Regions from separate parts of the Homo sapiens genome. Here regions 2 and 3 are each linked to region 1. A link is a contact called in ENCODE POLR2A ChIA-PET data. All regions are on one chromosome and are shown on one strand. Each heading gives the region's core, a stretch centred on a gene start or an enhancer-like site at or near the end of the contact. The rest is flanking DNA. Distances are from core to core; before and after follow the strand shown. Region 1 overlaps ABR (ABR activator of RhoGEF and GTPase). Region 2 overlaps LOC124903893 (a long non-coding RNA gene). Region 3 holds the start of YWHAE (tyrosine 3-monooxygenase/tryptophan 5-monooxygenase activation protein epsilon).

What was found. ChIA-PET counts read pairs that join two places held with the same protein, here RNA polymerase II (POLR2A).
Region 2: POLR2A ChIA-PET joins it to region 1 with 16 read pairs in RWPE1. The contact joins two enhancer-like sites. POLR2A ChIA-PET finds 5 or more read pairs at or near these places in 4 of 52 experiments (HEK293, K562, RWPE1 and 1 more).
Region 3: POLR2A ChIA-PET joins it to region 1 with 11 read pairs in AG04449. The contact joins the promoter of YWHAE here to the enhancer-like site in region 1. POLR2A ChIA-PET finds 5 or more read pairs at or near these places in 2 of 52 experiments (AG04449 and HEK293).

Annotation. Positions count from the first base shown.
Region 1 is chr17:1,080,747-1,084,846 of GRCh38, reverse strand. It overlaps ABR (ABR activator of RhoGEF and GTPase), which reads left to right. Exons shown (of 23, transcript NM_021962.5): 5 at 1,220-1,327. Among named protein-coding and RNA genes, the nearest start is that of MIR3183, 60 kb to the right of the region's middle. Within about 2 kb of position 2,051, at least 8 of the 41 ENCODE cell types and tissues checked have a DNase peak (open chromatin) inside an H3K27ac peak, as active enhancers do.
Region 2 is chr17:723,659-727,758 of GRCh38, reverse strand. The region is part of intron 1 of LOC124903893 (a long non-coding RNA gene); the gene reads left to right. Among named protein-coding and RNA genes, the nearest start is that of TLCD3A, 6.9 kb to the left of the region's middle. Within about 2 kb of position 1,834, at least 4 of the 41 ENCODE cell types and tissues checked have a DNase peak (open chromatin) inside an H3K27ac peak, as active enhancers do.
Region 3 is chr17:1,398,084-1,402,183 of GRCh38, reverse strand. YWHAE (tyrosine 3-monooxygenase/tryptophan 5-monooxygenase activation protein epsilon) reads left to right here and starts at 1,962. Exons shown (of 6, transcript NM_006761.5): 1 at 1,962-2,137. The coding sequence starts at 2,074. RefSeq lists enhancers at 1-521, 1,464-2,101, 2,102-2,739, 2,740-3,377.

The DNA of each region.
Region 1 (4,100 bases), core at 802-3,301:
ACAAGAGCGAAACTCCATCTCAAAACAAAAACAAAAACAGGGAGTTTAAATTTCCCCATATGCTTGCCAGCCGTTGCTGTCAATTAGACTTTTAAATTTTGACCCTTCTGATGAGTATAAAATATCTCGTGATGGCTTTAATTTGAATTTCTACCCTTTGGTCCCTTAAGAGGAAGTGCTTATATACAGCGCAGCGAAGCCTTTCCATAAATATTTGGGGAATTGACTTATGGAGCCTCGGTTTCCCCTTTTGCAGAAAGGGGCGATGGGGTCTGCCCTGCCTCTCAGAAGAGGCGAGGCTCTGTGTGGTTGTGACTCAGGTTGTGACTGTGTGAGTGACAGGCAAACGTGTAGTGAGGCTGGGGCTTTGGCTCCTTGGAGGTAGAGGAGGTGGAAGAGGTGAGGACGGGGCCTCAAGGCCAAGGGAAATGGAAAGACAGCATCTTCATTTGTTGTTTTGTTTTCTTTTTGAGACGGAGTCTTACTCTGTCACCCAGGCTGGAGTGCAGTGACACGATCTTGGTTCACTGCAGCCTCCACCTCTTGGGTTCAAGCGATTCTCCTGCCTCATTCTCCTGAGTACCTGGGATTACAGGCACGCGCCACCATGCCCAGCTAATTTTTGTATTTTTAGTAGAGACGGGGTTTCGCCATGTTGGCCAGGCTGGTCTGGAACTCCTGACCTCAGGCCTCCCAAAGTGCTGGGGTTACAGGCGTGAGCCGCCACGCCCGGCCAAGACAGCACCTTTAAATGTCGTTCCCCACGCTGCACGTGGGGAGGGAGGCCTGAGCAGGCCACACGTGCCAGCTCCCCCCAGCACACACACCCCCCTCTCTCCCTGCTCCGGCTAATTCCAGGATGTGAAGGAAGTATGAGACATTAAGGGATTTCAAACCCTGGGAGACCTTCACCGTGCTGAGGAAAGCTGGATGCTGTGAAGAGTTGAATTTCTAGCAGGCCAACAAAGGCCCTAGCCTGGTCTCCCCAACCCCAGACCCCCTCATTAACCTTATTGGCTGAGCTGGTTTCCATGGAAACTGTCCAGTTCAAAGGGACACTGTAATATGTTCATCCCTGCGTTTCCCCAAGTTCCCAACGAGCTGAGTGAGAGGTTTTCAGTGCAGGGGAGCTCCCGGTGCTCCGTGAAGCTTTCATCCATTCATTAATCCTCTCCCCTCCCACCCTCCTCTCCCTCTGTTCCCTGACTCCTCCCTGCAGGCCAGCCAGCTCGGTGTGTACAAAGCGTTTGTCGATAACTATAAAGTCGCTCTGGAGACAGCTGAGAAGTGCAGCCAGTCCAACAACCAGTTCCAGAAGATCTCAGAGGTAGGCCGCTCCCCACATAGCCACCCTGAGGGACAAGGAGCTTTGGGGGCTGCTCAGAGCCCTTGGTCTCCCCTCCCTCGCTTGCCAGTCGGTGAAGTGGTTACTCTAATGGGTAACACTTAGCCTGATATTTGCTTTCTTGCACCTGACATTTTCCCTCTTAATAGAAAACGATCTATTTTATTTATTTTTTTATTATTCTCTTTCAGATTAGAGAGAGGAACAGGGGAGGCAAAAAAAAAAAAAAAAAAAAAAAATCCAAGGCAGTGTTCTCCCACACCACACTATGGTGACCTTGAGCAAGTCACGTCCCCCCTCTTGGCTTTTATGTCCTGTCCGGTAGAATGAGGGGTTTAGAAATGGCCAGATAATCCTTTTTTTTTTTTTTTTTTTTTTGAGACAGAGTCTTGCTCTGTCGCCCAGGCTGGAGTGCAGTGGCGCGGTCTCGGCTCACTGCAACCTCTACCCCCTGGGTTCAAGTGATTCTCCTGCCTCAGCCTCCCAAGTAGCTGGGATTACAGGCGCACACCACCACGCCTGGCTAAGGTTTGTATTTTTAGTAGAGATGAGGTTTTGCCGTGTTGGCCAGGCTGGTCTCGAACTCGGGTGATGTGCCCGTCTCAGCCTCCCAAAGTGCTGACATTACAGGTGCGAGCCACTGAGTCCAGCTTGGCCAGCTAATCCTGACCTTGCTTGATAAGAATCACTGGGGCATTGTTTAAAACACAGATTTCCTGGCACCTTCCCCGGAGCTTCTGATTCAGAAGGCTTTGCGTGGGGCCCAAGATTCTATATTTGAACAAGCTTCTGGGTAATATTTATGACAGGGAAGTCTTGAGGAAATTTGGACTATAGGTCGTCTTTTAAGGTTCTTGCCAACTCTAAGACTGCCATCCCATAAACACAAAAAGGGTAAGAGCCACTTATGTGGAGAAGGAGCCTTAGAATCCCTGGCCGGGAACACGCGTGCTTCTGCTCCTGAGGCCCAGCCTTCCTGGCCAGGAACACGCGTGCTTCTGCTCCTGAGGCCCAGCCTACCTGGCCGGGAGCACACGTGCTTCTGCTCCTGAGGCCCAGCCTTCCTGGCTGGGAACACGCGTGCTTCTGCTCCTGAGGCCCAGCCTTCCTCCCGCACTCCTCCACAGGGCAGAGGTGCAGTCCTATCTGCCATCAACATTTCTACCTAAGAGGTGGCATGGAGGGACAGTTGCTTAGGATCCTTCAGGACAGAGCCCAGTTCATCCCTTTGTCCAAAAAGACCTCAGTGGCACCCCTGAAGCACTGGCCTGAGAGGAACAGCCCCCAGCTCAGGGCAAGAGAACCTCCATCCTAGAAAAGGGGAGAAGCTTCTGCAGTTTTGGGAGTCCTGCCGTAAAGGCCCCTCTTGGCCCTTTGTGTTCCCGTCTCAGCTCTAACGCTAGAAGAGTTGGGGAAACGCAGGGTAGTTTTCCTGAAACTTCAGGGGTGACGGTCGATGCCCACGTTTAGAATCCACCGAGAGGCAGCAGAGAAGCTGACAGTTGGAGATGAACATGTCACCTTCATTACTGTTAAAAAAATGCAGCTTGGAAAATGTGGATTTGGATCTGTAGCCACAGTGGGCTTGCTGACACTTCGCCTCTGGAATGAAACGTACCTATAGAAGCCGGGCGTGGCGGCTCACACCTGTCATCCCAGCACTTTGGGAGGCCGAGGCGGGCGGATCACCTGAGGTCAGGAGTTTGAGACCAGCCTGGCCAACGTGGCGAAACGCCGTCTCTACTAAAGATACAAAAATTAGCCGGGCGTGGTGGTGCACACTTGTAATCCCAGCTATTTGGGAGGCTGAGACAGGAGAATCTCTTGAACCCGGGAGGTGGAGGTTGCAGTGAGCTGCGATCACGCCACTGCACTCCAGTCTGGTGACAGAGCGAGACCCTGTCTGGAAAAAAAAAAGTATCTATTGAGTCCCTTGCAGGAATAGGAAAACACAGGCCCCTCTCCACAATGAGGACAGAGCCCACGCCTCTTACCCAGTGTGCAGAGAGAGGATGGCTGACCATAGTTTCTTCTCCCAGACCCATGGAGCAGATGTGTCACCCTCTGCCTGGGAGGACGAAGTGCAGGGTGGGGAAGTCCCTCTCCATGGAGTCAAGTGGCTGGAGAGGCCAGGTGCAGTGGCTCACGCCTGTAATCCCAGCACTTTGGGAGGCCGAGGCGGGAGATTGGCTTGAGCCCAGGAGTTCAAGACCGGCCTGGGAAACATGGTGAAACCCCGTCTCTATTAAAAATACAAATAAAAGGGGCTGGAGAAATGGTGCTTTCCCTGCGGTTTCCAGCCCAACCCAGGAACTACCTGGACTCCCCTGGTCTGTGTTCAGATCAGCCCTGCCAAGGCCGCCCAAGATCCCGGGGTCAGACATGGTGCAGAGAGTGTGGGGTCTTCTCTTGGCCTGGGCTGATTGCCTGTTCTCTGTGCCTAGGCAGAAACCCCCACACCCAACCATAAGCCCCTCACAGCCTGCCCACCCTGGAGGGCAGAGCCAGGCCCCTGGCTTTCTGCCAGGTGGCTTCTCATCCTGACTCACTCGATGACGTGCTTGCTTCCTGCTGAGGCTGCCACTTAATTACTGCAATTAGGCTCCTCTCTGCAGCAGGAGTGATTTCATACCCTAGACTTCACTGGAGGGGGCGTGAGGAAACATTCCCGAAATCTGGGAGTCCAGGCACCAGCCAGAGACACAGGCTGGGGACGCTGAGTATCCCCCACCCCCCCGCCCCCCAAAATATACAC
Region 2 (4,100 bases), core at 585-3,084, 360 kb after region 1:
CCCGGCACTTTAGGAGGCCGAGGCGGGAGGATCACTTGAGCCCCGGAGTTGGCTCCTGCCTATTATCCCGGCACTTTAGGAGGCCGAGGCGGGAGGATCACTTGAGCCCAGGAGGTGGCTCCTGCCTATTATCCCGGCACTTTAGGAGGCCGAGGCGGGAGGATCACTTGAGCCCAGGAGGTGGCTCCTGCCTATTATCCCGGCACTTTAGGAGGCCGAGGCGGGAGGATCACTTGAGCCCCGGAGTTGGCTCCTGCCTATTATCCCAGCACTTTAGGAGGCTGAGGCCGGAGGATTACTCGAGCCCGAGAGTTAGAGACCAGCCTGGGCGACATGGTAAAACAAAAAAATACACTAATTAGCCGGGTGTGGTGGCGTGTGGCTGTAGTCCCAGCTACTCGGGAGGCTGAAGTGGGAAGATTGCTTGAGCCCGGGAGGTTGAGGCTGCAGTGGGCCATCATCACAGCACTGTACTCCAGCCTGGGTAACAGAGTGAGATCCTGTCTCAACACACACACACACACACACACACACACACACACACACACACACACACAACGCCAGTATACACTTTGATACAGGAAGATAGACATAGAGATGAAGATCTAAAGATTGGCACAACAACAGAACACGAGGAAAAGGTCAGACACGGAAAGAAAGGAAGGAGGTGTCCAAAGAGGAGAACAACAGCCTTCTGCGGAACTTCATTCTCTTTGGCAACAAAAGCCACACTGCGTCTGAAGAAATACGGTTCAGAGAATGAGCTGACTTGCTCTTAGGACTTTGAGTGTGGCCAGAAAGAAGTCAATCACCCTGCTCTTCATTTCTCCTTCACTTTGTTTGCCTGATCAGTGTAGCCCTGAGCTGATATGTGTGTGTGCGTTTCTCTGGCAGACCACATGCCCCTGACGGTAGGGGCCGTCTGCCTGGGAGGCAGCCACTGCATAGCGCATTGGAGTTGGGATCCGAGAACCTGAGTTCCAGTCCACGCTCCACCACCTGGAAGCTGTGTGACCTGGAGAAAACACTTTGCCTCCTTCCCCAGTAAAATGGCGGTTCCTGCCTCTACCCTCCAGGATGGCTGGGAGAATTAAATGACATCCTATTTTCAAAACGTTAAACTGTGTGCTCGGCACAGGCAGGGGATTCTTGTTCTTTATACCGGATCCTCAAGGCATAGCCCCCTGCTGTTAAACTTCTCAACAAGCACCTGCTGGATTACAGATTCCCTAGGTGGCCTTAGCCCGACTCCAGACGGCAGCTTCCTTGGTTTTATCTTAAGATTCTTTGCAAGAGCAAACTGTGAGGCCGGGAAGCACAGCCACACCCCAAACCCATGGTTTCTACAAACAGCGACCGCAGCTGCATGCTACACGGGAGACTCCGCTCTGATTCCTGCCGGTAAAAACCGTAATTTACACAAGGAACCGATGATGGAGTGCTGCTTTTATGTATTGCTGTGTATTTTTCAAAGCACTTTCACATACATGTTTCTTTTGCTAAAAATGCAAAATCTGGCTTGTTTGCAGATAGTCACACCTATCTAAAAGCAAACATTTCTAAACTCAGGTTTCAAAAATATTTAAGGGCTGGCTGGGCACAGTGGCTCACTCCTGTAAATCCAGCACCTCGGGAGGCCAAGGTGGGCGGATCGCTTGAGGCCAGGAGTTCCAGACCAGCCTGGGCAACGTGGTGAAATCCCGTCTCTACAAAAAAAAAAAAAAACAAAAAAAAACTTGTTGTGATGTTGCGTGCCCGTAGCCCCAGGCACTTAGGAGGCTGAGGTGCGAGATCACCTCAGGTTGAGCCTGTAGTGAGCTGTGACTGTACCAGGCACTCCAGCCTGAGTGGCAGACGGAGACACTGTGTCAGAAGAACAAAGGTGGGGGTGTGTTCCTCACTCTGTTGCCCGGGCTGGTCTCAAACTCCTGGCCTCAAGCGAGCCTCCCACCTTGCCTCCTCAAATGCTGAGATTACAGGCATGAGCCACCACGCTGGGCTTCAGACCTACTACATTTTGTCTGTGGCAAGCATGTCACACTTGTGAGGAAAACAAGGACAAGGAAAACCGCAGAAATGATTAGCCAGCACTTTGGGAGGCCGAGGCGGGTGGATCACGAGGTCAGGAGATCGAGACCATCCTGGCTAACACGGTGAAACCCTGTCTCTACTAAAAATACAAAAAAATTAGCTGGGTGAGGTGGCGGGCGCCTGTCGTCTCAGCTACTCGGGAGGCTGAGGCAGGAGAATGGTGTGAACCCGGGAGGCAGAGCTTGCAGTGAGCCGAGATCGCGCCGCTGCACTCCAGCCTGGCGGACAGAGAGAGACTCCGCCTCAAAAAAAAAAAAAAGAAAAAAGAAAAAAGAAAAAAAAATGATCCAAAAGAATTTTTCAAATGATACAAACTAGAAATACACAGAAGAAATATAAAAAGGCCCATTGAAAACTTTATAAGTAGGCCGAGCGCGATGCCTGTAATCCCAGTGCTTTCGGAGATGAGGCACGAGGATCACTTGAGACCAGGAATTCGAGACCAGCCTGGGCAGCGTAACAAGACCCTCTACAAAAACATTTAAAAATTATCCAGGTGCGGTAGCATGTGCCTGCAGTCCTGGCTACATGGGAAGCAGAGGTGGGAGGATCCCTTGAGCCCAGGAGTTGGAGGCTTCAGTGAGCCATGATCCTGCCATTGCACTCCAGCCTGGGTGACAGAGCGAGACCCTGTCTCTCAAAATAACACACACACACACAACTTTATCAGTGAATATGGAAAAGACGGAAAATATCCACTGTGCCTAAGTATATAAGGACGTAAGCACTTTTTTACAGTGCTGGTAGAATTAAAGTAATATAGGATTAGGCCAGGCGCAGTGGCTTACGCCTGTAATCCTAGCACTTTGGGATACAAAAATTAGCTGGGTGTGGTGCCGTGCGCCTGTAATCCCAGCTACTCAGGAGGCTGAGGCAGGAGAATCGCTTGAACCCAGAGGTGGAGGTTGCAGTGAGCTGAGAGTGTGCCACTGCACTCCAGCCTGGGCAACAGAACGAGACTCCGTCTCAAAAAAAAAAAAAAAAAAAAAAATATATATATATATATATATATATATATAATATTGTTTATAATAGCAAAAAATTAGAAACAACCCAAATATTTAGGAATAGAATAAATAGGGCTGGGTGTGGTGGCTCACACCTGTAATCCCAGCACTTTGGGAGGCCGAGGTGGGTGGATCACTTGACGTCAGGAGTTCGAGACCAGCCTGGCCAACATGGCGAAACCCCAACTCTACTAAAAACACAAAAATTAGCCAGGTGTGATGGCACGCACCTGTAATCCCAGCTACTCAGGAGGCTGAGACAGGAGAATCGCTTGAACCTGGGAGGCAGAGGTTGCAGTTAGCCGAGATAGCGCCACTGCACGCCAGCCTGGGTGACAGAGTGAGACTCTGTCCCAAAAAATAAAAAAAGGAATAGAATAAGTAATTTACAGTATGTTCCAACTATGGAATACTCTGTAGCCATTAAAAGAAGAAATATAGCCGGGCGTGGTGGTGTGCACCTGTAGTCCCAGCTACTTAGGAGCCCAGGAGGTCAAGGTTGAAGTGAGCTATGATTGTACCACTGCACTCCAGCCTGGAGGGCTAAGTGAGACCCTGTATTTAAAAAAAAAAAAAAAAAAAAAAAAAGGAGAAACAGACCAACATATAGACAAGCCTCCTGAGTAGCTGGGATTACAGACATGTGCCACCACACCCAGCTAATTTTTTGTAGTTTTAGTAGAGACGGGGTTTCACCAGGTTGGTCAGGCTGGTCTCAAACTCCTGACCTCAGGTGATCCACCCACCTCGGCCTCCCAAGGTGCTGGGATTACAGGCGTGAGCCACCACGCCCAGCTAATTTTTTGTATTTTTAGTAGAGATGGGGTTTCACCGTGTTGGTCAGGCTGGTCTCGAACTCCTGACCTCAGGTGATCCACCTGCCTCAGCCTCCCAAAGTGCTGGGATTACAGGCGTGAGCCACCGTGTCCAATCAGGAGTTTAAATATATTTTAGAGACAAGATCTTGCTTTGTCACCCAGGCTGGAGTGCACTGACATGGTC
Region 3 (4,100 bases), core at 713-3,212, 320 kb before region 1:
GAGTCCACTGGTGCAATCACAGTTCACTGCAGCCTCAACCTCCTGGACTCAGGAGATCCTCCTGCTTCAGCCTCTGAAACTGCTAAGATATGGCTCAGGCCTGTCATCCCAGCACTTTGGGAGGCCGAGGTGGGCAGATCACGAGGTCAGGAGATCGAGGCCACCCTGGCTAACATGGTGAAACCCCGTCTCTATTAAAAATACAAAAAATTGGCCGGGTGTGGTGGCATGTGCCCGTAGTCTCAGCTACTTGGGAGGCTGAAGCAGGAGAATTGCTTCAACCCGGGAGGTGGAGGTTGCAGTGAGCCGAGATCACGACACTGCACTCCAGCCTGGGCAACAGAGCGAGATGCCGACTCAAATAAAAAAAAAAAAAAACGTTTTTATAGACATGGAGTCTCGCTATGTTGCCCAGGCTGGGCTCAAGTCATCCTTCCGCATGGGCCTCCCAAGCGCCAGAAGCTGAAGCAATGTTCACTGAGTTATTCCTGCCTCCACAATCTTTATTTGATCTTGGTCCAACTCTTCTGTACCATGTACTCCACACCACCCTCATCTAACAAATTCCCTGCTCCTATTCATAGTGGGCCTAGGGAGGGAAAAAGGTTAAACAGGAGAAGACAAAGATCAGTGTGAGGGGAAAGTTGAGGCGTGAAAACTGGAGCTCCCCTGTCCCTGACAACTGTAACAGGGCCCAGTTCGTTTTTTTTCTTTTTCTTTGTTTTGAGACAGAGTTGTGCTCTTGTTGCCCAGGCTGGAGTGCAATGGTGTGCTCTCGGTTCACTGCACCCTCCCACTCCCGGGTTCAAGCGATTCTCCTGCCTCAGCCTCTGGAGTAGCTGGGATTACAGGCATGCACCACCACGCCCAGCTAATTTTTGTATATATATATAATTTTTCTTTTGAAACACAGTCTCACACTGTCGCCTGGGCTGGAGTGCAATGGGAGGATCTCGGCTCACTGTAACCTCCGCCTCCCGGGTTCAAGAGATTCTCCTGCCTCAGCCTCCTGAGTAGCTGGGATGACAGGCATGCACCACCATGCCAAGCTAATTTTTTGTATTTTTAGTAGAGACGGGGTTTCACTATATTGGCCAGGCTGGTCTCGAACTCCTGACCTTGTGATCCTCCCGCCTTGGCCTCCCAAAGTGCTGGGATGACAGGCATGAGCCGCCGCGCCCGGCCAGGGCCCGGTTCGTTACCCTGAGTCTAAAAGTGTCTGAAAAAGGCCCATGACCAGGCTTGGCCGAGAAAACTAGGACGTGGGCTGGGCGCGGTGGCTCACCCCTGGAATCCCAGCGCTTTGGGAGGCCGAGGGGGGGCGGATCATCTGAGGTCGGGAGTTCGAGACCAGCCTGGCCAACATGGTGAAACCCCATCTCTATTAAAAATACAAAAGCTGGGGGTGGTGGCGGGGGCCTGAAATCCCAGCTACTCGAGAGGCTGAGGCAGCAGAATCACTTGAACCCGGGAAGGCGGACGTTGTGGTAACCCGAGATCGCACCACTGCACTCCAGCCTGGGGAACAAGAGGGAAACTCCGTCTCAAAAAGAAAAAAGAAAAAAGAAAAAAGAAAAGAAAACCAGGGCGCGGTAGTGACAGCCTCAGATTTCGGGAAAGAAGACCTGCCATGACAGAAACCGTTACAGCCTCCGTCGTTCTTTTCCGCAGGTCGGGCCTCGGGCCCCGGTCTGACCCAGGTCTCTCGCTGGCTTTTTTCAGGAGCAGTCCCGGCCGGCCCCGCCTCAGCCCTTCTCGTTCCCCGGGGGCCGCTCCCTTTCGGCAGTCGCAGTTCCCGCCTCTGGGCTCCGGCGCCCGCTGAGCCGACAGAGGAGAGGCGTCTCGTGCGCTCGTTCCAGCCGCTTCGGGCGCCGAGTTCCAGGACCCGCCCCCCGCGCCAGTTGCCAGGGAGCGGTTGCCATAGAGCTGAGCAGTTGTCCGCGTGCGCAGGCGGAAGTCCCGGATTGAGGCGCCGCCATTTTTGCTGCCCGGACGCGGAGCGAGAGGCTGAGAGAGTCGGAGACACTATCCGCTTCCATCCGTCGCGCAGACCCTGCCGGAGCCGCTGCCGCTATGGATGATCGAGAGGATCTGGTGTACCAGGCGAAGCTGGCCGAGCAGGCTGAGCGATACGACGGTGAGTTGGGGGGGCAACGGGGGGCTGGAATTCTCGGACCCTCTGCCGCCGCCCACAGAGGCCGGGAACAGGAGACAAAATGGCGGCATCGTCTGCGAGCCTGGCCCGGGGGCTTGGGTTCGGGAAGCAGGAAATGGCCTGGGAGCTCCCGGGGCGATGGGAGGCTCTATGCCCTGGAATGTGACCCCTTCGCCGTCCTTAACTGCAAACAACTCGCGGGCCGGGAGGCCGGGGCGACGGGGTGGAGGAGTTGGTTGTAAAATGGCGGCTGGGGGGAGGGCGAGTCCCGGGGCGGGGGAGGGGGAGGAGATGGCGGGTGCTGTCTCCGAACGAGCCACCCTCATGGGAGCTTCTGGGACGGCCTTGGGATGTGGAGAACAATTGGGTGGGGTGACGGGGGAAGCAGCACCCGCCACATGGGAGAGAGCGAAGACCGGGAGCTGTAGCGCGGGCGCCTTTCAGGGAAATATGGCGGGTGGGGGCGGTGGCTTTTCCCCGGAGGCCCCGTGTGGGGCGGCGGCCGTGGAGTCTCACAAAGGAGGACCTTTGAGAGCGATGGGCTTCCTCAGGCCTGAGGTGGGGGACAGTCGTGGATGATGGTGGGGGGAGAGGGGTGAGTGGGAATCACTGCAGTTCGTCTTCGGGCGGTGGCAGGCTCCCATGCTGCGATCGGGTTTCTTTCCCGTAGGCCGGCACCTCGTAGTGAGGGGTTTCGGGGCTTTTCCTCCTCGTCGTCTTCTGGGGAGGCCCAGAAAATCCTCACTCCCTCCCTTTCCTCAGACTTAAAACAGGAGATCTCGAAGTTCCTGTAACCTTTCTCTGGCTCCATCACCCGTGGGTTCTGATGGATAGAACCAGGAGGCCACGACTCTGAGAGTTCGAGCCTTTGTAGAGCCCGAGCCTCCGTCCCCCCGTTTGTAAAAACGATGACTTTACAGTTTGTGCGCACCGTGATGACAAATGGGAAGACCTGTTGAAATAAAGTTATTTCCAATAGTGTTCAGTAACTGTATTTTGGTTGACTCTGCAGGCTCGGAATGCTGGTCTGTACTTCGTGGGGGATCTTAACCTATTCCAGGCGCTCGGCTGAGGCTGGGTTTTTTGAGTTATGAAGGTTGAAGATCCTGTTGCTTTCTTTTTTTCCGTTTTAAATAAATGGGTTTATGTAGAAATATTAGTAGGTCCTCTTTGTTCGTTGTTCTTTTGCCCCTAATGGGTTCTCCAGTCCTTTTTCAGAACTTCATCGAATGTCCATTGTGTCTGTCCAGTCATTGTCAGGAAGTTTATTCTTAATCCTCTCTCCCAGTCCACCTTTTGGACCACCTTTTGAAATACCCACACATTTATAATTGTGCGATACTGTAGTATTAAACGAAAGGTCATGTCTGTGGGTCCTGTGGTTTTAATGCTTTTGCGTGGTAGGGTGGGGTGAGACATGGTTGGAATCAAGTATCTTTGATTCTTAGATTTTTTTCCTAATTAAAATACCTATATTTCAAAATGTTAGGGCCCTTGCTTTCCTCGAAATGCGGATTTAGTCATGTGAATAACCTCAGGGTTAGTCCCCCTTATCATCAGAAATAAGATTCAGGGATTTGAAAATAAGACAAGGCCTCTAGAACTCATATTTAGGAAATATAGTGAACTAAATTTCGTCTTGTAAATTCTTAAATTGCTATTTGTATTCAACAAGGTTCCTGTTGGGGGGGGGGATAAGATGGGGAAGTACAGCTCAAGGTCTGCTTTGTCTTTATTTCAGTGTTTAAAAATCAAAGAGATATGAATGTGCTTGTATTGGAAGTCTCCTCCTCCGCCCCCTCATCTCCAGATGTTCCCCTCTTAATCTGTTAGTGTTCTTGGGAGGAAACAAATTGTACTTGAATGCTTTCTATTTTGTGGGTATTGGGGCTTTTTAAGTAAACTTGCTGTGATAACTAGAAAGGATGTGAGGAAAGGTCTTTTT